2 separate regions of the Homo sapiens genome follow, and region 2 is linked to region 1. A link is a loop called in an ENCODE intact Hi-C map of the cell type or tissue named here. Cell type or tissue: ascending aorta. All regions are shown on one strand. Each heading gives the region's core, and the rest is flanking DNA. Links, peaks and the distances in the headings are about the cores only. Region 1 overlaps RHOBTB3 (Rho related BTB domain containing 3). Region 2 overlaps LOC101929710 (a long non-coding RNA gene).

Region 1 (10,470 bases), core at 1,232-9,231:
CAGTGAAGTCTTAAGATAAACTTACAATTTTTTTCTATACACTTAAAATATTTATGATGCAAAATACACACTTCAAAAGATTCATAGTTGTGAAATAATTCACATTGGAATGTAACTTTGATATTATCAATACAAATTTATGGGAAGTAATTGGAATAATAATTTAAAAATTAGATGATTATCTATCTAAATGTAATGTTTTGGCTGGGCATGGTGACTCATGGCTGTAATCCCAGCACTTTTGGAGGCCAAGTTGGGTGGATCACCTGAGGTCGGGAGTTCCAGACCAGCCTGGCCAACATGGTGAAACCCCATCCCTATTAAAAATACAAAAATCAGCCAGGCAAGGTGGCAGACGCCTATAATCCCAGCTACTCGGAAGGCTGAGGCACAAGAATCACTTGAACCCAGGAAGCAGAGGAAGCTGTGAGCTAAGATCATACCACTTTACTCTAGCCGGAAGACAGAGTGAGACTCTGTCTCAAAGAAAAATAAAAATAAAAAATAAAAAAATAAATTTAAAAAATGTAATTTATTTTATAATTATATTTTGTAATTATTTCACGCAATAATAATAAATTTGAAGTGACATGTAATAAGTCTTTGGCTTCTTTACTCCAGTTTTGAGCGTGAATATTAACCTCATGAGCGGTTTAAGGAAAACTAAATGAGAATGGAATCTATGGAACAATTTAGACCAGAACTGATATACTGAGGCACCTTGATGAGGTGGTAGTGCCATGGGTCAGAAAGGCCTGGTTAAGATCTTTGCTTGGATGCATACTTACTATGTAGGTTTGGCTATGTTACTTTACATTTCTGGTTCTTTTGGTTTTTTGCCTATAAAATAGGGATACTAATTCCGACTTTGTGATGTGGTCACGGGGGTTGAGATAGTGCATACAAAGGACTAGCAGAGGCTTCACCTGCAGACTCCACTCCTCTTCACCTGCAGTGGCAGCTAGTACTGGTGGATCGCTGTACTTTTTCCTGCTGAACCCACGTTCGCAGTCAATCTTTCCTTTAAAGTGTCCCAGGCCTTCCCCCAAAACTGGCTGGAATTAGCCTAGGATAGAAAATGGGATACCATCCCCTGTAATAGGTGATCCTCAAATATATATATTTTCTCTACCACTCCCAATTTGTTGTTTTGGCGTGTAAAAAAAAATTACTATAGCAGTTCTAAAGTCAGTCTTGGTAAATATTTAGAGAGGTACGGATGTCCTTTTGATATGAGTCTGTCACATGAAGAGTTCTTTAGAAAATTACATTCCCTTCTGGTTTACTTAGCTAGTACATATTTTGGATCTCTCTTGAGCTAGGTAGGTATCCTTTTTTAGGAATGAAACCAAAAACAGTTCTAAAAATTTCACTTTTGAAACCTGGAAAATAGTATGAAGAAAGTGTGACAAATGTATTTTATTTTAGTAAACAGTCAAAGATTCTTGATAATCTATGTAAAGTGACTAGAAAACTTGGGCTTTTCATTTTTGTTTCACTCTTGTAGTTCTTTTCCTTAGAAAAAAATTCTTAAAATTGTAACATCAAATGAATACTACAAAGAAAAGATAGTTTGGCCTTGACAGTTTCAAGGAACATGATTATCTTTTAACTAGAAAATGCTATCTTCCATTTCCTTAAGTAATTTCTTTACCTGTATCCTATTGCCAGTTAGTACGTAAACCATAAACCGCATTATGTTCCTTCAGCATATTTTTATATACAGTGTTGAAAGATCTAACCATACTAAGGTATTGTATTACAGTTTCACAACAGAACAATTTATAACATCAAAACAGTAGTTTAAAGAGGTGAAAAACTGAAGTTGATGTTTTCTTAACAGGAAGCGTAATGGTTTTCCAAACTAAATTCCAACCTTGAAATAGGCTTAAAAATGCTTTAAGGTACAGTTGGCTGGGTGCAGTGGCTCACGCCTGTAATGCCGGCACTTTGAGAGGCTGAGGTGGGAGCATCACGTGAAGCCAGGAGTTCAAGACCAGCCTGGCCAACACAGCAAAACCCTGTCCCTAGTAAAAATACCAAAAAAGTTAGCCAGGCATGGTAGCGCATGCCTCTAATCTCAGCTACTCGGGAGGCTGAGGCACGAGAATCATTTGAACCTGGGAGGCGGAGGTTGTGGTGAGTGAGACTGTGCTACCGTACTCCAGCCTGGACGACAAAGCAAGACTCTATCTCAAAAAAAAAAAAAAGTACAGTTGTTCCTTAATGTCCATAGGAGATTGGTTCCAAGGACCTCCTGCAGATACCCAGATCCGCTACGCTCAAGTTCGTGATATTAAATGGCTTAGTATTTGCATGTAACCTATGAGTATCCTCCTGCATACTGAAAATCATCTCTAGATTACTTACAATACCTAATACAATGTAAATGTTATATAAATAGTTGTTATACTGTATTGTTTAGGGAATAATGACAATTTTTTAAAAACTTTGTATATGTTCAATACAGTTGCAGGGTTTTTTTTTTTTTCTGAATATTTTCCACTCTCTGTTGGTTCGATCTGTGGATGTGGAACCCATGGATTCGGAGAGCTAACTGTACTGAGTGTTTTGTTGCTGGGTTTTGCAACTCTGTTATAACCACATTATCAACAATTTCTGTTAAAATTTCAAGGTTACTTATCAAATTCTACCCCCATCAACTATCTACTTGGTATTTTTTGGTAGATCTTAAATCCCTGTGCTTAACCCAAGTGATAGATCATCCAGTTTATTTAAGTCATGCTTCTAATTTTTAAAAATATAGTGCCCTATTTATCTTTAACATTTTAAAACCTTACAATTACAAGTCAAATGGCATGACCTGTTTGTATTCTTTATTAACTGCTGTATACAAATACAGCCAGCTTGCTTTAATTATGGAAACTGGTCCTTCCCGGTGGAGGGACACTGTCCCAGTGAGGCGAGGAGGGGAGTGTGCCTGCCAGGAGGTGAGTGTTGACTGGGTGGGAGGGCTTCCCAAGTTACTTCCCTGCTCCTCAGGTAGGTGTGGCTGTGCAAATGGCAGTGCCGAGCAGTAGGCTCAGAGCTGGCAGTGCCAGGTGTTGCCTATAGATCCTGAGTGATTATTGGCTTTGGAAAAAGCCACTGGGCTTAGATGTAACTCTTTTCTTCTTTCCTGAGACAGGAGATGTTGTGCTTGGATTTAAAAGGGATGAAGAACCCAATAATTGTAAATGCTTTAGAGAAGACTATATATCCCTGATGAGTATGAGATTTTAGAGATGTGTGGGTAAACTCTTGGGCAGGGCTGAGTGGCTTGGTTTGGTTGGAGAGTTACTTCCTGGAATGCGACAGCTTTGTCACTCACACTGGCTGTGGTGTCTTCTACGAAAGTAAAAACTGCTCCAAAGCAGAGGTAGCTTTGTCTTCCTCCTCTTTGTGTCTTCAATTCCAAATGCAATGATTGGCACATGCTGATTCTCGGTAATAATCTGTTGAAGTGATCCAGGCTGAACTGAAGGCTGGCAGTGTGTATTCGTGGTTTTCTAAGGTGGTGGAAGTAGAGAGCCCTGGCCACTCACGGCCCTATCCAGCGCTGCCTTTGTGTGGTGCAGCAGTAGCTAGAGAGCCTAGCAAGCTTTTCCTAGAGAGTTAATTCAGTTCGGTGAGTTCAGTGAGCAGTATGGGCTGAGAGAGCCCTCAAAATTCAACGTAGCACTGGCTCTCCCAGCAGCAGGCATTGTTCAGGTGAGACAGAATGGTTGCCTGAGGAAGTAGTGTGCTGGGGAGACTGCAGGGATTAAGGTCATCCTCTTCCAGATTTTCATTAAGTCTGAAATGCTCTCCTTGGCTCCACAAGAGATCCTCTTGCTATTCCTACTGTGGTGTACGGACAGCTTATGGTTTACTTCTTACAGTTTCCTGTTTCAGATAAGGGGAAGCATGGCCAAGATGGTTCTGTGAGTCAGGCCCAGAAGGGTAATGGGGTTGTTTTCTTGGGAGGCACATGGGCACGGGTAGTATTATTAATATTTCAAGCCAATTGGAAAGGATTGATGTTTCATTATAAAAATATGAAGCAAAATACTTCATTTCAGTGTTTCTATTTCTGGAAATACAAACTAAGTAACAAATTGTTGTCTTGACTTGCAAATTGTTGGTTTCAAGGTCAACATCTGAACTTTCTTTATTGCTCCCTTTAAAATTAAGAAGTTTCTGGATTAATGGTAGTTATCACTCCCAAATTCAGATTCTGCATATCAGCCTAGCTGTCCCTAATGTGGTAGTCTAATTAGAAGGAAAATTGCTGGAATAACCCTGCAGGTTTATCTCACTTGTTTCTTGTTTCCCTTTTGAACCTTTCAGGTACGACAGTGCCAGCCCACAGGGCCATCCTGGTGGCCCGTTGTGAAGTGATGGCAGCCATGTTTAATGGTAATTACATGGAAGCAAAGAGTGTCCTGATTCCCGTTTATGGTGTTTCCAAAGAGACTTTCTTGTCATTTTTAGAATACCTGTACACAGACTCCTGCTGCCCAGGTTAGCAATACAAATGTTGATAGTATCTCAGAATTCTTTCTTTCCTTGCCACCCATTTTGTTAAATTGCACTCTGTGGAATCTATTTTCATTTAAGATTTATTAGTTGACATCACGGAATGTACTAAGCAATTAGAGGTGGTGCTGGAACAACAATGAATTTTCATTCAGTTCAAGTGGAAGTGCAGTGATTGGGTGCCTTTTATGGGTCTCCGACGCCGGCACAAGTTCACATGTCCCAGCCAGCACCTACAGCATGGGGATCACTGTAGGCAACTAGAAATGGAGGTGTCTTGTGGTACCCATGGCTACCGTAATTCTAGAGATCGGGGCAGATTGTTACTTGGAGCGCTGTCTCTTCCACAAGAAGAGGAGGGTTGCGCAACTGCTTTGATGTCTGTGACTTCTGATTGGGGCACTTTTAAGGACTTTCAATATTCTGAGACTTTTTTGGTCTTCCTTCTGCCCAGAGGATGTGGGATTTGTAAAGGCCTCCTTCTGACTTCTGCTAAAGTCAGAAACTCCTCAAACTGACTTCTCTGAAAACTTTTCTTGAGATGTTTAGAATACCCAGTGGACTGTAGGATTCATTTCCAAATTCACTGACCAAGGACTATCTTTGACCAGGAACCAAACATCTGTGACAGCTCTAGGTTGGAACAGATCCAGCAGGGTTCTTCTAGCTGGAGGCACTTGAAGAAATAGCAAAATTTTTTCTACAGGCCTGGAGCCTTGCTTGGGATGCTGGCAGGGAAGCCCTCTGTGAGTAGTCTTCAGCCTTTGGCCACCAGATGGCTCCCACCACAAGCACAACTAGATTCGGCCCCGTGGAGCTCAGTTCAGGAGCCTGAGACCTTGATTAGAGAACCTGGTCAGGCACCCTAATAAACATAAAAAGCAAACACACATTTCAAGCCAGACCTCTCTTCAGATTCACTGCTTTAATTTTTAGAATGGAAAGGTTTCTTACACTGGGTATTGAAATAAGTTTTAAACAAGTCATGAGCCCTCTAGTGAAAGATTTTAGAAGTTCAAAAAGAAGCAAATGTATTTGTGTTGATTAAATTAATTCTGGGCTTGCAGCTTTCTGTAGAGTATTTTGGAGCCAGTTGCAGTTGTTTCTGTCAGTGTTAAAGACTGACTTACGGCCAGGTGCCGTAGCTCATGCCTGTAATCTGAGCACTTTGGAAGGCTGAGGTGAGCAGATCACCTGAAGTCAGTTCAAAAACAGCCTGACCAACATGGTGAAACCCCGTCTCTACTAAAAATACAAAAATTAGCTGGGCATGGTGACGTGTGCCTGTAATCCCAGCTACACGGGAGGCAGAGGCAGGAGAATCGCTTGAACCTGTGAGGCAGAGGTTGCAGTGAGCCAAGATGGCGCCACCACACTCAAGCTTGGGTGACCGAGTGAGACTCCGTCTCAAAAAAAGACTTAGTATTTTTGCCTAATAAAAATGAAAGCATTTGTTCTTTTTGGAAATAAAGCTTATTGTTTATTATTTCATTGTTGGCAAATCTGTATATTAAATTTACAAATTGACCAGATTTGGAGTAATAGGAAAATTTGATTTTCAGTCATCCTCTCACTCAAGTAATTGAAGCTGCTAATATTAAGTTTTACCTTGCTAATTAGAAAATATTACAGAGGAAAGCAGTAATAATGATAGGATTTTTAAAAATTGGCAAAAGTGTGTTAGGGAAAAATGAGTCAAAATGAATAATCAAAAAGTTAAGCCAGATACTGGAATCTGTGCATTGGGAAGATCACAGAAGACAGGTAATGTTATTATGTTAAATATTCACCATACACAGTGTTCTTGGTTCCATAGCTACAAAAGAATGTAAGAATGTAAGGAGGGATAAGAACGAGAATTACATGAAAAACCAGATTTCTAGGGAAGTATTGAAAAAACCCCCAGCCAAATTGGGTGGTTGCCAGGGGCTGGGGAAAGGGGGAAACAGGGAGTTAGTGTTTATTGGGTACAGAGTTTCAGTTTGGGAAGAAGAAACATGTTCTGGAGATGGTGGTGGTGATGACTGCACAGCAGTGTGAATGTACTTCATGCCAATGAATCATATACTTAAAAGTGGTTAAAATGGGCCGGATGTGGCGGCTCATGCCTGTAATCCCAGCACTTTGGAAGGCCGAGGCAGGTGGATCACAAGGTCAGGAGATCGAGACCATCCTGGCTAACACGGTGAAACCCCGTCTTTACAAAAAATACAAAAAAAATTAGCCGGGCGTGGTGGTGGGCGCCTGTGCTCCCAGCTCCTCAGGAGGCTGAGGCAGGAGAATGGCGTGAACCCAGGAGGAGGAGCTTGCAGTGAGCCAAGATCGCACCACTGCATTCCAGCCTGGACGACAGAGTGAGACTCCATCTCAAAAAAAAAAAAAAAAAAAAAAAAAGGTTAAAATGGTAAATTTCATGTTATGTTTATTTTATCATAATAAAAACAAAACAACAAACCAACCAACCAACCTGAAGACTAATGTCAAGAAAAAAAAATGGCAAGGATCTAGTTTAGCTAACGGAAAGATTTACCAGATAGTCCTGGAATTAATTTTTAAGGGCAATTATAGAATCACCTTTTCTGAAGAATTAAAAAAAAATAGATTCACTTCTGAGTATGAAGGCTTGGATTCTTTTTATTTTTACTTTTTTATTTTATTTATTTATTTTTATTTTATTTTATTTTTATTTTTATTTTTTTGAGATGGAGTATTGCTCTATTGCCCAGGCTGCAGTGCAGTGGCATGATCTCCGCTCACTGCAACCTTCGCCTCCCAGGTTTTAGTGATTTTCCTGCCTCAGCCTCCCCAGTAGCTGGGACTACAGGCGCCCGCCACCACACCTGGCTAATTTTTTTTTATTTTTAGTAGAGATGAGGTTTCACCATGTCCGCCAGGATGGACTTGATTTCTTGACCTCGTGATCCGCCCACCTCGGCCTCCCCAAGTGCTGGGATTACAGGTGTGAGCCACTGCGCCGGCCCTTCTTTTTAAAATGGAATAATAGGCCGGGTGTGATGGCTCACATCTGTTATCCCAGCACTTTGGGAGGCCAAAGTAGGAGGATCATTTGAGCTCAGGAGTTCAAGACCAGCCTGGGCAACATAGTGAGACCTGTCTCTACAAAAAAAAAAAAAAAAAAAAAAAAGAAGAAGAAGAAAGGAAAGAAAAAAAAGATAAAATGGAATAAAAGTGCAGAATGCTGACTCCCTCGAGGCTTTTCCTAACCATTCTATTCTATGGTGGATGCTACGGTCAGCATGTTTTTTTAATTGTTGTTTTTTGTTGGTGGGGGGTGTTTAGATCATTAAAGAAATGGTTTCATCATCCACTTTCTCTCATGTCCCTTTTCTCATCAGCTGGCATATTCCAGGCCATGTGTCTCCTGATCTGTGCCGAGATGTACCAAGTGTCCAGACTGCAGCACATCTGTGAGCTGTTCATCATTACCCAGCTGCAGAGCATGCCAAGCAGGGAACTGGCATCCATGAACCTTGATATAGTTGACCTGCTTAAAAAGGCCAAGGTAATTGACTCTGTGTATCTGATAGCCTAGTTTTTTATAAAATATTTTTCAAATTATACTATTTTAAAATTTATCATTTTTTAACATACGTTAATACTAGTCTTAGTTTGGAAGTTTGGCTAATGAGGCTAAAGTGCCTTCACAACAGTTTATCTGGCTAGATAATTTTGAAGCGTTAGGGTTTGTGTGCAGTCCCTTTTATAAGGAGGCAAAATGTCCAGATACGGAATTTTTTTAACTAAATAGTGGCCCTTAGTAGAGTCATTTGAATGTGGTGCTATACTATGTCACATAGGCATTGTAGGAAATAGAATTTATGTTGAATTTCCCCAAACAATCACATCTTCAGGTTCCTAAAAGGGAAATGACAGAATTGGTCCATATATACTGATAGCGATGGTTAAGCTAAACTAATTTACTTCTTCATTTTTTCATCCATATAATGAACATGTTTTGAAGTTTCAGTTGTATGTAGGAGATATTGGTGTGCCTCATTTATCCTTGCAGAATGCCTTTTGTTTTCATGTCTCACCTTATTAGCAATCACTGCCGTATGTGTACATGCTTCTTCTGGGCCTCTTGTAAGCTCGGAGTCTTTTGTTTTCAATAATTATATCATTACTGATTTTAGAGAACGGGGGTGGGGGAGTTACATAATTAAGTTAATTTTAAGTAACTGCAGTTACAGAGGCCCTAAATTATGAATCAGAGCCAGGTCTGTAAATAAACTAGGACTACTGTGTTGAAATCTACTTCCCAAACCCCCAGATGTGCTCACAGTCAAAAACCTGCCAAATCCTTATTCCCACTTTCTTTCATTCCTGGAAGCAGAAAGCTTATTCAGATGGGCCATCCTACCGTTGGCCATTCTGCCATTCCATCCACTGCCCGAGACAGTTTCAGCACTTGTGGTAGTTATGGCACACTCTTGTGTACTCAACTTGTGGTAAGCCGAGCCCTCTAGGTTTTTTTCACAGGAATATATTTGTTCAATCACTACAGAGTGTCAGTACTTCTTGAACTATTATCTGGCATCCAACATGTCTATACCTATCAACTTTGACGTCCAGGGTTACAAAAGCATGACAACTTTTATCTCCATCCACATTGCTAAAATGGAGCCACATGATGGGGCAAATTCCAGATCTGTGACAGCTGAATGCTTGCCTCCAAGCTGAAACGAATTCATTCATCAACACTTCTGTTTATAGAAGGGAATTTATTTGAAGCATCTAGGTCTTCTCCTACTATCTCCTTAACTATTTTGGACTTCATTTCTCTCATAATCAAGTCTTACGATCACATGTATTTAATTAGGGCTAAAAACAAATTTAAAAATTGAGTAGGGCCAGGCGTGGTGGCTTACGCCTGGAATCCCAGCACTTTGGGAGGCCGAGGCTGGCGGATCACGAGGTCAGGAGATCGAGACCATCCTGGCTAACACAGTGAAGCCCAGTCTCTACTAAAAATACAAAAAAAAATTAGCTGGGTATAGTGGCGGGTGCCTGTAGTCCCAGCTACTTGGGAGGCTGAGGCAGGAGAATGGCGTGAACCCTGGAGGCGGAGCTTGCAGTGAGCCGAGATCGTGCCACTGCACTCCAGCCTGGGTGACAGAGTGAGACTCCGTCTCAAAAAAAAAAAAAAATTGAGTAACACTGATCTCTTTTTGTAAAACGTTTACATTCATCTCATGATAAATAGCTCCCCTCTAAATTTAGTTTACAATTTTTAAAATTCTTTCTAGTAGTTTCACAATCTCAGTTCATTTTTGATGTATCATTTTCATACTATTCTAACAAGTTGTTCATACTTTTTAAAAAATTGGACACAAGTTTCTTTTTCCTTATCTTTTAGTATCTTCTTAAATTGTTTATGTATAAGAGAACTTCCCGTGTGGTCACATTGATTTCTTTAGGTGCCTCCCCTCACTGCCCCCCTACACTTGGTTCCTCATCAGAATCATTTTTGATTGCACTGTCAGAAATTCTTGACTTGTTTTCCCTGATTCTCTGGTTTCTGACTCTGTGATTATCCTTATCTTTTCCCCTTGAATTTCAAACAATCTAAGATACAAGCTCATTTTGAATTTTGTTTCTGAAGACTTTTTATTTTCTAAGATTAAGCCTAAATTTACCAGTTTTCCTGTATTCTTTTCCTGGTGGTTCCTAATTTGGCAATTGTGAATTCCAGATAACAGAAGTTTTCTTCCCAAGTTTTCTTTGAAGTTCCTAGTTTGAGATTTCACTTCACCAGTCAGTTCACCCTGTTGGTCAGAATTTGGTTAACTTTTGCCTTGCCATTTCTCTGACTTTTAGGAGTGAAATTGTCTTCTGGCAGAATTAGACTCCCAGTAGCTCTCCAAATAATCAAAATTTCTGAACACTCTGCCAGTTTTGTACTGTGTGTCAGGAAACATCATTCATACTTTC
Region 2 (10,470 bases), core at 1,197-9,196, 560 kb after region 1:
CAGGGTGGCCCTCTGAGAATCCCTCCTAGGTTCCTGAGAGAGACAGGTAGACAGGCTATAGGTGGAAAGAGACAAAGTGCCTTGAGCTCTGTGGGTTAGGATCCTATCTTCAACCCCTAGACACTTAAAAGTCTTGCCTGAACTCATGGCCTTTCAATGAGGAAAGCATCACAGAAAGACTTTATGGTAATCGGACAGGAAACAATGACTGGGCAAAATTTTTTAAGCAGTCAGTATTAAGAGAAAGAAGGAAAGCCATGTCTTTGCTATTTACCTCAAGGTTATATTTTGCAGCATCTAATGCCAACTATTAAACAAGGATACACTCTTATCTAATTTGCGCTGTTGTCTTCCCAGGATCTGGAACATTTTCTGCGGGAGTCCACCTTTATCTCTAGAAGCCTCTGGCAAACTGTTTCATTTCAGCTCAGGTCCTTTTGTAGAAAGAACTTGATGCTGAAAGCAGCTCGCCCCTTCTGCCCTCAACCCCCACTCTCCCCCTACCCTCCCCACCATGGTTAACTTGTTTTTCATCTTTGTTCTGAGTTGCTTTGGCTGATTCAATTTTTATTTCCGTTTTTAATGAGTTAGTAATTCAGTGATCTTGGCTTTGAATCTTTGGAACTGTGGGTTTTTAGTAAGGATTGAATCAGCTTGTTGGCTCCTAATAGACTCTGAAATCCAGTAATATTCGTGATGTGTTTGTTCACTCCGTTGACTGCCAGGTCCCGGTAGGAGCAATGGCCAACAGAGAAGAATCGAGGTAAATCCTCCTTTGTTGCCTAAGAGCTGTTGTTGTTTACCCCAGTTTATAACCTCTTCACACTGAAGCATCACCCTTCAAAGGAGGATGTTGCTTCCCACTTTGATTATCATTTACTTGACTTTACAAGAAACTTTCACATCTTCCAAAACAGTAAGCTGTAAGATTTGCTCCAAGCTCTACGCAGTATATACTATGACTATTTTCCATTTAGAAATTAACTTACATTACAGCTGTAAGTCTATATACTGAACTTATGATGCTCGTTACTAAATGAATGATAATGGACATGAAATAGTCTGTAATTCATAGTCAAAATCTACCATTGCTATGTTTGTCTAAGGAAGCTTCAGTGAGTATACTTCAGATGCATATGAAGTTAGAAAAACAGTTAACAGAAATAGTTCAGTAGAGAAATCCTGATCCTAGGACTAATAAAACTAGATTTTCTTAAATCCAAATGCCTGTGAGATTCTATGCAGAAGGATAATTTGTATCCAGCATGTAAATAATCATGATTCTCAGAAGGAATTATTTGCACTTTAATTGCTCTTAGTAATGGAGAGTTGTGTCTTCTTATTTGTCCCCTTGTCATTAGAAAGTATCACTTACCATACATTTAATTCAAGTTTTCATCTTAAAAAATGTTACTCTAGAAATCTTGATCACAATCTCCTTTCATTCCTGCCCACTCCCATCCCCCCACCCTCCACCCCACCCCTCCACCCTGCTTGGTTTTGGTTTGTTGTTTTGTTTTTTACAAATCAGTGTATAACTCACTAAGGCTCAAGATACTATGTTTGAAACCTGAAAGCCAGCCTGAAGGTCAAATTCGAAATAACAATTTTCTTTTTGAATTTGAAGTCTCATTAGTGTAAGTGCCAGGATAACAACCCACAGTCTTCTTAATATAGTGGTTCCCATTTACATACTGTATCCTTAAACCACCTCTATTATCCCTTTCTGGGTGTTTTTCTTTCAAATGGTGCTTGTTTTACTTAAATAAACTTTCTTTAGATTAAACTTTCAGATAATGACTTCAAGTGGAAAACCAGTATCCTCTGTCATAATAAATGATATCCAGGAAGAGAAGTAATGGTAAAAACAATAAAATATTATTGAATTCTAGCTAGGAACATGAACCTACCACGGCACTGAGCCTAAATCTTTTTCTCCTTATGTTAAGTGTTAAAGATATGTTGAATACACTAAATGGAGACTTTCTCTAGACAGTATGATGAGTACAGGGAAGTTGAAAAGAACTTTCTCACAATATGATTTCGTGGATTTAATAGCTTCTCCCAACCAAAAATTACCTTTACCTTAGAAAAAAATTCCTTGATAAAATCAACTCAAATCCCCTAAGTTTAACAAGTGATGGTGGTAATGTACAGTCCTCAATGTGAGACCAAACTGAATCCAAGGCTGTATTCCCCAAGATTCTTCTTCCTCACTAATTCTCACTAATATAGAGTGGCTGCCGCCACCACCACCATGATGCCCTCCAGGTGTGCCCTCCTGGACATTCTGGCTCAAGCAAACACAGGCCTCCTTCCTTAATTCCTCTGAGGACACATGGGAAGAGCCTGGAAGTTTAAATATGACTTCATAGACAAATAGGATAATAAAAAGGAAATAAACAGAAAAACTTAACTCATCTGCTTTTTCATTGTTGGTTGGGGGTGTTTTTGAGGCAGTGGTTCCCCAACTTTTAGCACATATGGAAACCAGCTGGGGATTGTTAAAACAGAGTGCTGGGCCCACCCCCATATTTTCCAATGCAGCGGGGCTGGATTGGGGCCTGAGAATTTACATTTTGAACAAGTGCTCAGGTGAGGCTGGGGCTGCTGATCTGGAAGCCACTCTTGGAGAACCACTGTCCTTAGAAGACGCATTGCTGCCTGGCTTCTGCCTACCTGCCTTTAAGCCAGGTCCATATTTCAGGTCTATTTGGAGACTTGTCAAAGGACAGACCCTAATTATAAAATGGAAAGGCAGCTAGTCCCATACATAAGATTGAATTGAATTCTCTTTTTCTTGCAAGCTAGCATAGATTGGTTCTTCCCTCATAGCTAGCCGTATGACTCCTTCTCATTGAGATCACCCAGCCATATCTCCTCAATTCTTTATTTCCCACATTTGCACATCTCTGAAAATGGGATGTGTTTCACAATCATGCCACAAACGCCCTGAGCCTACGGGAATCCTGTTGTACTTGTTCATAGTATCATTGCTTCACTGAGTTATGTGCATTTTTGGTACCGCATAAGTTGATTCCATTGCCATTTAAAATGTCTTTAAAATTATGATACTGTAATTGAGCATTGAGACAAAAAGTTATTGTGTATGAAGAAAGGTGTGGGAATAGGGCAATGAAGCTTACATTTGGTATTGAAGGAAATATTTTGTTTCTAGAAGAATGATCACAATTTCATATTTTTAAAAAGAGCTATTAACAGTTTTATTTTAAAATAGCAACATGTACAATGCACTCATACATAGTTTGCAATTGTTAAAATGATGATGAAAATCTTTAACCTCACTAAAAAAAAACACATTTACAGATTTTAAAAATTCTTTTAGGGGGTACACAAGATAAAAATTTAAAGACCTCAGCTGTAGATTGCAATTTTCCAAATGGATCTCACAATACTGGCACCTAGCCAAAATAAATTCTTTAACCAAAGATAGGAAAATGAGAAAGTAGGACAACTTATTGATTTTTTAATAAAATGATGTTAAATGTTTTCAGTTTAAAGTTCTGTTCTATTTTCTGAAATTAAGGTGCTTGCTACCTTTTTAGGGGGTTGAGAGGAGTTTAGTTTGAAAATAATGATGTTAATATTAACATGCTTTTCTTTTTTCATTTCTACATTGCCTTTGAAAGCAACAGCTATGTGCTTTACAGGGCTTGCCTAAGGAGGCTACCTGTAAGGAGAAGAAGCTGAGTTTCATTTTGCTACTGAGAAACACACAAAGGATTGCCTTTAACTTCCTAAGCATTGCAACTGAAAGCAGAAGAAATTGCCAGATCCCTGCTGATTTATGAAATGCATTTCAAAGCCACAGAACTACCATTTTAGGCATTGCAGCACAATTTAATTGGCATTATTTTTCTTACTGGTCCAGAAAATAATGGTGTGATTTACAAATGTTGATGTCTTCAATTTGATCAAACACTGTATTTAAAATTGTATACCTCTTCCTGCTGATCTACTTTATCCTGCTCTACTGCACTATATGATTCACTAATTAACTCTAAATTTACCATCAGTCTCCTTCAGCTGGAAGATGAGCTCCTTGAAGGCAAGCATCTTTGTTTATTCATCGTAGGGTCTAGATAAACCAATGTTTAATACATAATTGTTGAATGAATTAATGACTGAAGGAATTGGATCGTAACCCCTACTTGAATGTAATTTTACACTTACCCTTGTGACCTTGATAGAACTAATAGTCCTGCCTTTGTCAGGCTGGCAGCTTTATGTCAAATCTACATTTTGGGTGTGTAGGAAGACTGGCCAAGGGACAATATCAAAGGCTAGTACCGCAAGCCCTAAAGCAATAGTGAAGAGTGACATAGTTTCTAGTGATGAGTCTGTATGTATAGGAGGGAAGTGGGCATTGGGATGAGGAAGGAATCAAGGATTATTCTCTTATAGCCATGGATATATTCAAATGTGTGGAATGAATGGATGAGTAAATGCAACATTTGACAATTTCTCCAAATATGGTTTTTTTTCTCATGTACTAATGGTTATATTTTTTAAGTGGTAATCTCATTACCTCTCCAAGACCAAGCAAGACATCAATCAAATTGTGTGAGAAGCAAATTCACACATTAACTTAACCATGAAAGCAAGCAGTGGCTCATGTGCCATGAAAAGAATTCAGATTCAAAGGAATGCGAATCAGGTAGCAGGCTGAGTAAATATTCTCACAATCAGACTATTCTCACAATCAGACCTTGACCTAGTGAGAAATTAAACATACTCTACTTTTCCTTTAGTCTTCATTTATTTTTGCTTAAGTTTGTGGGGGATATGCTGGCTTAATTTGCATCTGATGATTGTATTTCTTCTTGGGAGAAATGGAACAAGTGACTAATACCTACCAGGTGGATGGCAGGTAGGCAGAGGTGAATGGAAGCAGAGCCAACACATTTTCTGTGCCAAGTACAATTCCCCAGGCTGAATTATATTTCAAATTTGTTTGCATTGGTTCTTTCATTATTGCTTACACAAATAGAGCTGAAAAACCACATGGTTAAGTACAGAATACCGTGATATAATGACTTGTAGACACAAGGGGTCAGCATTTGAACACAGATGATTTGGTCGAAGTCTTGCCTTGTTCCCTTCTGCTGCTCTACTCTGGCTTGATGTGCTTATGTGTATGAGGGTAGATATGGAAATGAAATTCAATTTGTATTTTGCACATCGCTTTCTTTTCCAGTTTAGAATTTTGAGATCTCCCTTTTATATTTAATCAGTCTGTTATTGTCATGGGAGATGATATCTAACAAGGAGTCTTACCAGTCTCACTGGCCCCAATGGTTTCAGCAAACTTCAGTGACCTCCAGATATACGCTAATTTTTCTCTTCCCAAAAGAGCTTCTTAACCTAATCTACTCTTTTTTGAAGAGTCTTAACCTAACCTACTCTTTTTTGAAGAGTCCCTAATCTATGCTTGCTTAATACATGTGTTGGATGATACACTATTTTACTGATACAAATCTACCAGAAACAGGAGATTTGTGGTTGGAGAGATTGTATCTTGATTCTGAGCTTATTCTGAGCTTTCGACTTAGCATTGGGCTCCATTATAATTGCTCTGTCTTTGATCTGTCCTTTCACTTTCTACGTCTAACTCAGTGCAAATGCATGCTACAGTATCTCTTAAGAAACACTATATTATTCCCATAATTAAAAATTATTACAGTAAAATTCACTTTTTTGGGTGTACAGTTCCTTAGCTGGGTATCACTGGCTCAGGGTCTCATGAAGCTGTAATTGAGATGTCAGCCAGAGCTGCTCTCCCATCTGAAGGCTTAACTGAGGGAGAATCCACATTTGCTCATGTGGCTATGGGTGGGATTCAGTTCCTCAGGGACTGTTGGACTAGGGACTTCAGTTCCCTGCTGGCTGTTGCTGGAGGCTTCCCTCAGTTCCTTGTCATATCTCCATAGGGCAGAGTGACCCAGATGACACAGCTTGTTTCCACACAGGTGAGAAAGTGAGAGACTGAGAGAAAGATGAAAGTCAGGGTGTTTTTGTAACCCATGTAAAAGTGACATCCCATCATGTTTACTGTATTCTATTTATTGGAAGCAAAAGTAGGGAGGATTACACAACAGTGTGAACATCAGAAGGCAGGGATCACTGGGGACCATTTTAGAGGTTGCCACCATAAAGGCTGTCACAATGATCCAATTGAGAAATGATGGAGTTTGCATTTGGGTGGTGCCAGTAGGCTAACATCCTCCGATTGCAAAATATGAGTGACATTTAGAAGAATAAAATTGCTAAAACATGATGGTTGATTGGCTATGGTAGATAAAGGAATAAAAAATTTTGAAGAAGACTCCAGATTTCGGGCTTGAGCTCCTGAGTAGATGGCAGTACTATTCACTTATAATGATATTCTGCAGGAAGGCAGAGATCGTGACTGCTGTTTCGGACATATTAGCTTGCAAGTACCTGTGAGGCATCTAATTTGAATATCAGGCAGGTGGTTAGATATTCAGATTTTGAGCTTATAAGAAAGTTGTGGATCAGATAATGGATTTGGCTTTTGTCACTGTAGAGATTGTAATTGAAGCCTGTCTTAGGTCCAGTTTCTAGGAGCACAAATTTCCCAAATAACAAGTGAGTCAGTAGGAATGAAGTGAACAGACTCTTTCTAGTTCTACCCCTTGACTCCTGGATTCGTATATTCTACCACTGGATACACAGTACCACATAATGACCATTGGTAGAAGGTATATACTACATCCTAAAGCAACACCCAAACCTCATAATGTATCGTCTGTAAGCTGGCACCTCAGTTGTGACTTTAAGAAACTGTTCCAATCTCTATCAAAATAGCAATATCTGGGCTATACAGTATGTGGGAATTGGTGGGTTCCATACTCACGCACCTGTTCTGTGACCCCCATCTGTCATAAGTTGGCTTCCTGGTCTGATGCAATATTATTCAGGATTCCATGTCAGTAAATCAAGTACTCTGTGAGTCTTTGAATAGTAGGTGTGAATTGAGGCACTGCGGGCAGAAAGGCAAACCTATACCCAGAAAATATGCTATTCCTGGATAAGACAAATCACTTCTCTTTTCAAGGTAGAAAAGGAATTATTTGCAACTAAATGGTGTCTTCTTGAGAGATAGCATACTGGGCATCTTTCAGACGGGTTTCAGCAGTGGCAGTAACTAGATCAGCATTGGTGGGAGGGAGACCCTTCCACTGGGCTCACGCAGAGCCTCCATTTGAATATCCGTGACTATTCTTTGAGGAGGCCCAGTGTGCCAGCCCTGGTGTGGCCAGGGCTACCTGACATTTACCAGTCAAGTCATCCTGTCCATCTAGTTTTGTAGAGCCTCTTCTACAGTGAATACTCCCTAATGGACATTAATGCATGATACACAGTTTGCCCATTCCTATGGGTCCATGAACCTGTTTCTACTCCAGATCTCTTTGTTCCCAATCTTCCAATCCAAATAGTTCAATTCCAAATGATCCATTCTGCACTGCTCAGAAGTCCGTGCTTATCCTTCCTTCAAGCCACTCTCTTCACACAAAGTGGATGACCAGGTGCACTCCTGTTCAAAGCTGGGACCTCTGTCATGCAGCAGCAGTCTATTTTTGTTTGTACTAGCATACCAAGCTGGTCTATCTGTAAATCAGACCTTGGTTTTTTTCTCTCCTTCATCACTGGCGGGTCCTCAGTTATTATACAGAACCATTTTGGCATACCTGCATCTTGGGCTTTTGAATCTCTTCCTTAGAACTCTGGCAAGACTACTCTGGTACCTCCACCTCATTTAATGTGAGTCAGCCTTATCATCCCACACCAAGTTCCTAAGAGTCATCCCAGCAATGGAATAAGACCAGTTCTAAACCCCACAGGAAATCCTCTGAAGGGTCATTGGGAGCAAAAGTGAACTAAAACCAGGGAAGAGGCACAGAGACTGGTAAAGATGATTTGAAGAGAGCTGTGCAGCCACTAACCGTGTCTACTATGAAGCCATCAGGGTGGATGATGTGGAGAGAGGGTGAAGTGAGAAGAACACAGTAGTTCAGAGAGAGCCCTCCCTACAAAACCCCCAAACCCCAATAGTTAATGATTAATAGAGAAAGTATTGCCTACAAATAAGACAGAAATCGAGTTTCAAAAGATGATGCCAGACAATGTTTTAAGTAAAGGATTATTTCATTGAATTGGCAGATGCTGAGTCATTAAGTAAGCTGAAAAGTTCAAATGCATTCATCGGATGTAGTATCATGGAGGTCAATGATGACCTTGTCAAGGGCAGTATCAGTGGCATGGTGGGCCCAGGAGCCAGATTTAGAGTAAGAGTTGGAGGAAAGTAAATAAAGCCAAGTAAAGAAAGGTAACAGAAGAAGGAAGGGAAGAAATAGGATGATGGATGGAAAGGACTATAGGATTAAGGGAATATTTTATTCTACTCTTTGTTTTGTTTTTAAATTTGGAGAGACATGAATAATGCTAGTTTGAAGGAGGCCTGGGAGAGAGAGGGAGAGGGAGAGAGAGAGAGAGAGGGAGAGATAGAGAGATTTGTTGGTGCCTGATTCCTAAGGAGAAGACTCTAGGGAAAAAGATTCTAAGTCCAGATGAAGGAATTGCTTTTGATGGTAAGGGACAATCTCCATATTGCAACAGAAAGGTGGAGAAAATGATAGTTTTGGGATTTGATGGTGGGAAGTTGAGGCTATATAGTTCCAATCAGATGGTTTATTTTCCCCCAGTAGAAGACAGGGTCATTTGCTAAGAGTTCATGGGTTGGAGAAAGTAAGAGGATTGAGGATGGTGGACAGTGTCTGAAAGAAAGGACAGATGGTGTACAGAGGAGGCAGATGGCAATGGCAATGAGGAAGACAGAGACTGTAAGCCTGGACTCAGCAGGTCCAGGATTTACAGAGGCTGGAAAAATATTTGTCTGGAACATGAACCCACTTCCAGCCCTGAGATACCTGGGGAATTAGGAAATATGCCACTTCTATCAAAAGGGCTGTAACGGAAGTGGTGTTCCACATGGGAAGTTAGGGTTAATTATGAGCAGAAAGTGCAAGGAAGACATGTTTGAGAATGTAGAAGAATTGTTTCATAGAGCTGGGGTTTCTGAAGAGTAAAATGAAGATTTTGGGAGTTTGGGAAGGACAGGGATTAAGTCAGGAAGGAGAAAACATAGAACATTACACAAACCAACAAAATATTCTATAATTTTTTTTTTCTGGTCTCTCTCTCATTTTTCTTTTCAACCAACAAGGACACTATTTTTTTTTTTTTTTTTTGCTAGTTATCAGTATAAACTGTTCCCTATCCAAGGGAATTCAATTAGGACAATTTGCAAAATTGAACTAAAATAAATCTCAGCTGGAATTTAAGTTGACTGGTTGCTCTGGTCTAAATTGAGATACTGCTTTTAAGAATATATTCATGTTTGGGCATTAAGAGTTCACCATTTTCCTGTGATTATAATTAAATATTATTAACTTCTCTCTCCTTGACCTCTCTGTGGCATGATTATTTTGCTGTAATTTTAAAAAGATCTACTTTTAGCCTTTGGATGCAACACATGTAACTGTTCATCAAGGATCAACTGCAGGTATTTTTGTCTTTCATATGTATCAAGAGGCCTAATTGTTATCATGAGTCTATTAAAAACTCTTTGGCGTCAGCAAGACATTTACACTTATAAGGAAGAATAGATAAATTTGTATCTTTCAAAATAAGAGGATGTTAGCTGCTGAAAAAATTTCACTATTTTCAATTGCATACTTCATTAAACCTAAGAAGGTGCATTGGAAAATAAAGACTAAAAAGTAGATTGACCTGTAGTTGTTGAGGAAAGGGTGTGCTTAGGAACTGGACATTATTTTGTAAGTGACAGGGAGCCAGTAAACTCCTTTCTGTTTGTGTAACTTTCACCATCAGAACTGAGCTTTAGTAAAATAGCTGCTATGTGGAAGTTGGAATGGAGAGAGAGAGAAATTGAAGGCAAGAAGGAAAGGAATAAGCTAGTGCAGTGGCTTAGGTGAGAAATAGCATCAGTCTAATCTACACAAATGACCAGGAATAGAAACGTGGTGATGAAGTAAACTAGATAGATAACACACACTTGATTGACAATCGACTAAATTGCTTGATTTGTCAAATTATACTGGAAAGGTCATAATTCCTGATCTCATGTTTGTAAGCCAAAAAGTGTCTGCGACAGGTCTCAATCAATTTAGAAAGTTTATTTTGCCAAAGTTAATGATGTGTGCCCAGGAGGCAAGTCTGTGCCTTTCTCCAAAGATAATTTTAAGGGCTTCAGTATTTAAAGGGAAAAAGCAAATATTGGGGAAAGAGAAATAAATTGTTAGAAGGTGTGTGTAGATAAGAGACAAACAGTTGCACTCTTTTGAGTCTTTGATCAGCCTTTCACCAAATACACAATTTACGTATGAGAAGGAGGTAGAGGAATAG

What was found. Peaks named below come from ENCODE experiments on the same cell type or tissue, not always from the same donor. Only the 100,000 strongest peaks of a DNase experiment are listed, where the experiment ranks them.
Region 2: a loop joins it to region 1, with 4 times the contacts of the local background. A loop is called at or near these places in 45 of 110 quality-filtered maps.

The regions. Positions count from the first base shown.
Region 1 is chr5:95,775,923-95,786,392 of GRCh38, forward strand. It overlaps RHOBTB3 (Rho related BTB domain containing 3), which reads left to right. Exons shown (of 12, transcript NM_014899.4): 9 at 4,330-4,503; 10 at 7,875-8,041. Among named protein-coding and RNA genes, the nearest start is that of GLRX, 42 kb to the right of the region's middle. RefSeq lists an enhancer at 5,323-5,372. In ascending aorta, for the core only: CTCF peaks have their summits at 5,312 (motif pointing right) and 5,512; DNase peaks (open chromatin) are centred at 4,875 and 5,289; H3K27ac peaks cover 2,819 bases.
Region 2 is chr5:96,339,865-96,350,334 of GRCh38, forward strand. The region is part of intron 3 of LOC101929710 (a long non-coding RNA gene); the gene reads left to right. LOC107986365 (a long non-coding RNA gene) reads left to right here. Exons shown (of 2, transcript XR_001742457.1): 2 at 3,651-4,485. It also overlaps a transcript of CAST not described here. Among named protein-coding and RNA genes, the nearest start is that of PCSK1, 88 kb to the right of the region's middle. In ascending aorta, for the core only: a CTCF peak has its summit at 5,083 (motif pointing right); no DNase peak of the experiment used is centred there; H3K27ac peaks cover 94 bases.